Linked DNA regions of Homo sapiens: region 1 is linked to region 2. A link is a contact called in ENCODE Hi-C or POLR2A ChIA-PET data. All regions are on one chromosome and are shown on one strand. The core of a region is the stretch at or near the end of the contact, and the rest is flanking DNA. Distances in the headings are between cores, read along the strand shown. Region 1 holds the start of LINC00207 (long intergenic non-protein coding RNA 207). Region 2 has its middle 26 kb from the start of RTL6.

Evidence for each region. Hi-C counts contacts between places; a loop is a spot of excess contacts on that map. ChIA-PET counts read pairs that join two places held with the same protein, here RNA polymerase II (POLR2A). Pooled maps may share reads with other maps.
Region 1: a loop to region 2 is called in a map of heart left ventricle, with 1.9 times the contacts of the local background. The contact joins the promoter of LINC00207 here to the enhancer-like site in region 2. A Hi-C loop is called at or near these places in 1 of 168 maps with a recorded cell type or tissue (heart left ventricle) and 2 of 50 pooled maps. POLR2A ChIA-PET finds 5 or more read pairs at or near these places in 4 of 52 experiments (MCF 10A, PC-9, SK-N-SH and 1 more).

What each region holds. Positions count from the first base shown.
Region 1 is chr22:44,567,284-44,571,606 of GRCh38, forward strand. It overlaps LINC00207 (long intergenic non-protein coding RNA 207), which reads left to right and starts at 2,057. Exons shown (of 4, transcript NR_028411.1): 1 at 2,057-2,158; 2 at 3,217-3,305; 3 at 4,093-4,209. It also overlaps the pseudogene KRT18P23.
Region 2 is chr22:44,522,458-44,526,548 of GRCh38, forward strand. No RefSeq gene overlaps it. Among named protein-coding and RNA genes, the nearest start is that of RTL6, 26 kb to the left of the region's middle. Within about 2 kb of position 1,799, at least 8 of the 41 ENCODE cell types and tissues checked have a DNase peak (open chromatin) inside an H3K27ac peak, as active enhancers do.

The DNA of each region.
Region 1 (4,323 bases), core at 807-3,306, 45 kb after region 2:
GAGAGCAAAATCTGGGAGCACCTGGAGAAGAAGGGACCCCAGGTCAGAGACTGGAGCCATTACTTCAAGACCATCAGGAACCAGAGGGCTCAGAGCTTGGCAATTACTGTAGACAATGCCTGCATTGTTCTGCAGATCAACAACACCCATCTTGCTGCTGATGACTTTAGAGTCAAGTATGAGACAGAGCTGGCCATGTGCCAGTCTGTGGAGAGCAACATCCATGGACTCTGTAAGGTCAATGATGACACCAACGTCACTCGGCTGCAGCTGGAGACAGAGATCAAGGCTCTCAAGGAGGAGCTGCTCTTCATGAAGAAGAACCACGAAGAGGAAGTAAAAGGCCTACAAGCCCAGATTGCTAGCTCTGGGTTGACCATGGAGGTAGATCCCCAAATCTCAGCACCTCGCCAAGATCATGGCAGCCATCCGGGCCCAATATGACGAGCTGGCTTGGAAGAACGGAGAGGAGCTGGACAAGTACTTGTCTCAGCAGATTGAGGAGAGCACCACAGTGGTCACCACGCAGTCTGCCAAGGCTGGAGCTGCTGAGATGACGCTCACAGAGCTGAGATGTACAGTCCAGTCCTTGGAGATCAACCTGAACTCCATGAGAAATCTGAAAGCCAGTTTGGAGAACAGCGTGAGGGAGGTGAAGGCCTGCTACACCTTGCAGATGGAGCAGCTCAACGGGATCCTGCTGCACCTGGGGTCAGAGCTGGCACAGACCCAGGCAAAGGGACAGTGCCAGGCCCAGGAGTATGAGGCCCTGCTGAACATCAAGGTCAAGCTGGAGGCTGAGATCGCCACCTACTGCCACCTGCTGGAAGATGGCAAGGACTTCAATCTTGGAGATGCCCTGGACAGCAGCAACTCCATGCAAACCATTCCAAAGACCACCACCCACCAGAGAGTGGATGGCAAAGTGGTGTCTGAGACCAACGACACCAAAGTTCTGAGACATTAAGGCAGCAGAAGCAGGGTACCCTTTAGAGAGCAGGAGGCCAATAAAAAGTTCAGAGGTTAAAAAAAATAAAAGAACTCTTACAACTCAATAATTTTAAAAATCCGGCTGGGCGGGGTGGCTCACGCCTGTAATCCCAGCACTTTGGGAGCCTGAGGAGGGCGGATCACCTGAGGTCAGGAGTTCTAGACCAGCCTGGCCAACATAGTGAAATCCCCTCTGTACTAAAAATACAAAAATCTAGCTGGGCGTGGTGGTGCATGCTTGTAATCCCAGCTATTCAGGAGGCTGAGGCAGAAGAATCACTTGAACCTGGGAGGTGGGGGTTGCAGTGAGCAAAGATCACGCCATTGCACTCCAGCCTGGGTGACAAGAGCAAAACTCTGTCTGGAAAAAAAAAAAAAAATTAAAAGTTCCCAAAAATGGGACAAAGATTTAAACAAACACTTCACCAAAAAAGATACATAAATGGCAAATAAGTACATAAAAATCATCTTCAACACCATTAGTCATTGGGGGAGGGGAGTACACATTTTAGTCACAGCAAGATACCACTACATATCCACCAGAATGGCTAAAATTTAAAGACCCTAACAAGTGTTGACAAAGATACGGAGCAACTAGAATGCATACATTGTTGGTAAGAATGTGAAATGGTACAATTGCTTTAAAAATCAATATGGCAATTTCCCGTAAAGTTAAACAAAATTGCTGTGACCAAACAATTCTATGTCTAGTTATTTATTCAATTAAAAAAAAAAGCAAGCACATGTCCACATAAAAACTTGTACAAGAATGTTCATAGCACTTTTATTTGTGATAGCCAAGAACTATTAAGAACTCAAATGTCCGTCAAGAGGAGAGTGGATAAATATTCCATTCTAAACCATGGAAGATCATTTAACCACAGAAAGGAGCAAACCCCTGAGGCCTGCAATACATGGATGACTCTCAAAAACATTCTACTAGGTGACAAAGCCTGATATAGAAGAGTATGTGCTGTGTGATGTCATCTATATGAACTTCTAGAACAGACAGGGCTCCTCTATGCTGATAGAAATCGGAACAGCACGGCCTGCAGGGGATGGGGAGGACAGGCGATGGAGACGGGGATCAGATGGGAGGGTGACCTGGTGAGAGATTTTCCAGCTGGCAGAAATGTCCTCTACCTTGAGGGAGGCGTGTGACATGGGAGTAAGTTTGCCAAAATTCATCAAACTGTGCTAAGATCTGTGCACTTCACTGAATATAAACGTCATTTAAATGTCTACTTCATTTAAAAAACAAAGAAGCTGATTGGAAGTGCTGAGCCCTTGGGTAGCGTTTTCTGACTGCGGTCTCCACTGCAGGTGATCTGGCGGATTGCTTCCCCGGGGGGTCACTGGGGGTCAGAGTGTGAGGATTTCCACTAGGAAGGTCAGTGGAACTGACCCCAACCAAAATGATCCCCCAGCTCCCCCCTGCTGCACGTGAGGCCTGGCTGCCGGTTTTCCGGGGGCTGCAAGGAGAAAGAGGCGGGGGTCTCCAATACTCAGTACATGCCCTGCTTTTGGAGTGGCATCCCCCAGTCCAGAGGCCTCTGCCAGACCCTTTCTTGATAATAAATCTTGGGGTTTCTGCCAGGCTCAGGGAGGGGCAATCTCCCAGTTGTGTAAGCAGTGGGAGTGGATAGCTGTCTCTGTCTCTGTCCCTCCCGTGAGAGGAAGACTAACTGCTGTTGTTTGAAACAATCCTCCTTCACTCCCCTCCAGAAATATCTGGCATCTCCATCCTCCCAGCCCATTGTTGCTTCTCATCTTTGCATGCTGCTGGCCGGCCATGTTTCAGCTTCTCAAGCTCACCTAGTGGGTTACGGCTCATCCACCAGGTTTCCAGTCTCCAAAATGTTGGTGCTTGGGCCTCCTCCCCTTTTCTCTTTCTGCTTGAGGGTAATGTCCGTAAAGTGATCTTTACCATCATTTTAGTGAGGGTTCAAGAAGAGGCAAATGTACATGTGTGCATCTGTGCCACCATCTTTGTCAGAAAGTCCAGTCTTTGCACCTTTTATCCTCATGGTTGCAATGTGGCTGCTCCTGCTCTGGGCATCAGATCCACATTCCAGGCAGGAAGAAGGGTGTGTGCCCCTGAGACCATCCCCTTTTATGGGAAATTAAACTGGCAGACTTCCTCTTATGTCCATGGCCACTCCTAGCTGCAAGGGAACCTGGTAACACCTATTTTTAAGGGGGCAAACTTTCACTCCAACAAAACAGGTTCTGTTTAAAGAGGAGAATGGATGGTTACACATCCTGCTTGGGATCCAATCACTGAACCAGAGGGGAACACCGTGCATGATGGGCTGGTAAGGCGTGGGGGTCAGTACAGCATGACACAGAAGGTGAGCTGGCTCCTTGAGGGAAAAACAAAGTGCTGGCCCCAGAGGCAAGGAAGGGTTGCTGGCGGGCAGAGAGGACGCTGTCCGGAGCCCACAGTAGATTCTCCTTGATCATTCACTCCCAGTTCCCTTCCTGCTCCTAGTTCAGTCCCTGACTCCTCTTCTCAGTGCTGTCACTGTCCCTGTCCTGGGACCAGGGTAGGGGATGGGAGGAGAGGTCTGCACGTTGCTGAGCCTTGTGGAAAGGTGACCGTGGACCTCTGGGAGGATGATCTCATCACTTTCTGAAGGAGGCGTCGAGCTGAGATGCTAACAATAGCCAAGCACGATGCCGGCCTGATTGGAGAGGCTAAAAAAAGCAGCTCATTCCAAAGCCTCATCAGGGAAGAAAAGGGCCACGAAGGCAGGTTTGCAGGGCTTTAGGGAGGAGGGGGAGAGGGATGCAGAGGGATGAACTGAGTGGCCTGAGTCTCAGCACAGCTGTGGCCATGGGCTGCCTCCATGTCCAGGAACACCAGGTCTGCCATGCACCACCCACCTGCCCCCATGTTTGCACAGGGCACCGGGGAAGACCTTCAGCCCTACTGGGCTACCCCTTGAGTACCCTCTCCTCCCACATTGGAAGGTCTTCTGCTTCCTGGAGCTTGGCCTGCCTCGGGAGGAGGAGAAAATGGTCCATGTCCCCAGAGAGCCCATGATGTGCCGGCCTAGGTGAGCACTCTTCGCACCTCATGCCATGGAACTTTTGCCACAGCCCTACCCACTTTACGGATGAGGAAATGGAGGCTCGGGAGATGAAGCTGGCAGACTTCCTCTGGAACTTCCTCTGGACATCTGGAGGGACGTCCTGTCAGCAGAGCAGGCTGGACTGGTGAGTTTCCTGCTGCTGGGAGTCCTGGCTAATGTGTTCAGCCCCCACTGACCTCTCTGTGCCCTTGATGTTTTTGAGCCTCATGGTCTGCCTCCCACCAACATCTTCTGTCTC
Region 2 (4,091 bases), core at 549-3,048:
TGAGATTACAGGTATGAGCCACCATGCCTGGCCTCTTCAGCACTTCTGAGCAGGACCAGCTCTTGCAGAGATGCTGCCAACCAAATGGACGTTGTTGGTCTTTAGCGACAGCATGAGCCTGTACAAGCCACTGGCCTCCCTGTGCCTCTGTTTCCACATCTGCAAAATGGAGACACCACCTTCTGGTGTAGGAGACCGTTTTGGCCCCACGCCACCCCCTCAGCTCACCCTGCCAGGCTCAGCAGAGCACCCCCAATGCCGGGACCCAGGCCACTGCCCATGCCCCGCCCCTAGTGCCCTCCAAATGTCCCCACCTCTGTGCTTTCAGGCTTTTTCTGAAGCCAGGAGCTTACTCAGCCTTCCCCCCATGGGGAGCCTGGACGTGGAGGGGAGTCACCACCCTTCGGGACAAACCTCAACTTGTGGGATTGGGGTCAGTGGAGAACAGCCCTGCGTCTTATTGTCAAGGTGCCTTCTACACAGCCACAGGGCCCTGGAGGGGCTGGGCACCCCCTGCAACAGTAACACTCTCTGGGCAGGCTTCCCTCCTGACCTGCCTTGCCCTGCTTCCTGGGACTGCAACCTGTACCAGCACCTGCTTCCCTGGCGGCCCACACAGAGCCGCCTCCCTGATGGGCTTGCTGTGGGATTCGGTGAGTTACACAGCTCATGGCAGGGCAGGAGCTGTCACTGAGAGGTCTGCAGGGCAAGGGCAAGGGCAAGAGGAGAGAAGGGAGGGCGCCCATTTGTGCTTCGAAGCAGCCGCCCAGGCCATTGAATGGCAGTGGGCCTGGGGGAGCTCAGAGCATGTCCTAGAAGATGCTGTCAGGATGGTCCAGCCTGGAGATGGGGCCTGGGATGAGGGGCTGCGGTGAAGATGGGGGTAGAGAGGCAGACTGGATACTGTGAAGAGGCAAAGTCCTCAAGATTTGGTGATAAATCAGGAAAAGAAGATGAGGGAGAGGGAAATGTTAAGCATGACCTCTAGGCAGAGCGGCTGAGTGGGTGGTGGTGCCAGCCACGGAGATGGGGAGCTCTGGCAAAGAACCAGATGTGGGGACCACTTCCCACCCTGCCCTGAGGCTACCAGCCTGGCTGTGACCTCTCAAAGGGAAGACTCCATGTCGAGAGAAAAGTCAGAAAGGTCCCCCAGCCCAGACAGTTCAGGGAATTGTTTTCCCTAGAGAGTCATCACAATTTTTTTTTTTTTAAGACGTTTTGCTCTTGTTGCCCAGGCTGGAGTGCAATCACACAATCTTGGCTCAATACAACCTCCGCTTCCTGGGTTCAAGCAATTCTCCTGCCTCAGCCTCCCAAGTAGCTGGGACTACAGGCGTGCACCACCACACCCAGCTAATTTTTTTGTATTTTTAGTAGACACGGGGTTTCACCATTTTGGCCAGGCTGGTCTTGAACTCCTGACCTCAGGTGATCCGCCCGCCTTGGCCTCCCAAAGTGCTGGGATTACAGGCATGAGCCACTGCACCCGGCCAATTCATCACAGTTTTTAAAAGCAATTGAAGTGAAGGTGATACTGAAAAACAAGTCATAATAATGACTGTTTCCTATAAGTTTGAGAGATTAAATTTGTATCAAGCTGGCTATGGCCCCAAGGCCAGAGAGATTGAGTTGTGGATTCCTTTTCTTTCCAGCTCCTCATTTCTACTGAATTAGAAAATCCCATCTCACAATTCCCGACCTTTGACAACGGCAGGCAGCACACTATGGCTCCTTCTGGAAAAGACAGGCTGAGATCACACAAGAGGCAGTCACTTTTGACAGATTTCTTGCAGAAAACGGATCCTGCCACTGCCAGACTCAGTCAAATGCTGGAGAGCAGGCTGCAAGGAAGATAACAGGAAATGGGCTCCTCACCCGCTTTTTCACTGTGCTCAGCTCTGGACATAGTTCACATTTGGTGGCAGCTCGTGGATGTGATCCCTTGTGTCTGATCCTCAACTGCTTTTCCCAGCAGTTCTATGATTTGGTCTTTTTGAGGCATCTGTGACTTTCCTGGCCTGAAACAACGGGTCCGGGGCCTTCCTGGTACTAAACAGACACTAAATGGATCCTCCTTGAGCCCCTGGACATCTGGCAGGGATATCCACTCACTTTATCCGTGTCAAGAAGCAGAGGTTTATGTGCTGTTTCGTTTCAAATCTCTTCGTGAGAATGTGGTGCCTCCTGTCAGTGACCTCCCAGGGAGAATTCAGACGCCTCAGCAGCTGTGCTTCGTCCTGCTGTCAGTGATTCACGTTAATTCCTTCGATGTGAGGCAAAGTTAGGGCATGGAATTTTTTTTTTTTTTTTTTTTTTTTTTTTTTGAGACAAGTCTCACTCTGTCATCCGGACTGGAGTGCAGTGGTGTGATCTCGGCTCACTGCAACCTCCACCTCCTGGGTTCAAGCAATCCTCCCGCTTCAGCCTCCCAAGTAGCTGGGATTACAAGCACAAGCATGCACCACCACGCCAGGCTAATTTTTGTATTTTTAGTACAGACGAGATTTCACTATGTTGGCCAACTGGTCTCGAACTCCTGACCTCAAGTGATCCACTCAAAGTGCTGGGATTACAGGCCTGAGCCCCGACGCCCAGCCAGGCACGGATTTGATGGTTGCCCCTACAGGGAATTAGATGGTGACACATTGTAAGAACCAACTCGAACATGCCTTTTCCAGTCCACACCATGGCTACCAGAAAATTATCATCCTCATAACTTAACTCTGTGAAAAACCTCTTTTCCTGAAACATGGGCTTTCAAAAGTCAAGGAAGAAAAAGGGACTTCTCCCTCAGGTTTGACCAGAAGCTGTTTGGCATGGTGGTTAAGCGTGTGTATGGAGATAGTTGGCAGGGCATGCACCTCTCCACTGCTAGCTAGCTGTGTCACCGTGGGCAAGGTAGCCTGCCTCCATGTCCCTTGGCTTGTTAGTTATAAAATCTAAATAATAAAAGTATCCCGTATTAAATAAATACATAAATAAAATAGAAGTAAATGTTACTGAATGCTTGCAAAGTGCTTTTAGCACTTCCTGGCCCAAGCACGTACTCACAAAATGCTAGCTGTGATCACAATCACTTTCCTCAAAACCATCATGCTTCATACCGAACCTGTCAGGACCTGATTCACCCTCTTTGCAGCAGACGTTTTCCTGGGTAAAGAGAAGTGACCGCTGACAGGCACATATCCAGGAATTGCTCTTCCACATTCTACGTCCGTGCTGTCAGACAATATGCCAGAGTGCCACTTGATAGAGGATTCTGCTGGTCCTTTAGTTTTCTCCCCGAGCATCACATTTGGCACTAATTTGGGGGTTGCTTTCACTACCTCCTCAGCAGCCACTTCACCTCCTCTGCTTTCGCTACAGAAAGAGCAACTTTGAATGGTGTTGTTTTTGTCTCATTTCAGCCTTTATTAGTGAAATTACTCAATTTTCATGGGCACGCCTGGTTTTGTGCTTGAAATGCGATTTCCTTGCCAGAGAGATCCCCACACTTTCCTTGAAAAAGAGATGAAGCGTTCCTCCACTTCAGGAGGCTGTTTGACAAAGCTTCACAACAGATAATGAAGTGCAAGGTCTAAGGGGTGAGTTCACTGCTATGATGCAATCCATTTTTCAGAAACATGGATTTGCTATATTTTAACTCATGCTTGTGTGTTTGGGCCACTTGTGGAAAGTCATCTTTCAGGAGGTTCTCCTCTCAGGACCAACACAGACACCTCTCACTTGATTTACGATTGCGAGCTCATTCTGCATTCTCGCCATCATTCCACTGTCTTAATCACACCGTTGTGCGCTAATGGATCAATTCTGAGCTGCTGAAGCGTTTCTGCAAATTAGGAGCACAACACACTGAATTGTAACTATGATAAATGTAAATTAACTCAAGGAAATAATTAGAGGAACATGACGTGAAAGTATAGCACAGAGACAAACCGCCACCTGGTAGCCCCGTGCTCCCTGCGGCACCCTGGGCAGCGGCAGCCCCTGTAGTCTAGGTGTCCTTTGCGTCTTCCATGGATGGACAGGCCCCAGGGTCTCCAATCACACATGCACATAGTTGAATGAACGAAGAAGAATGCCATGCGGCA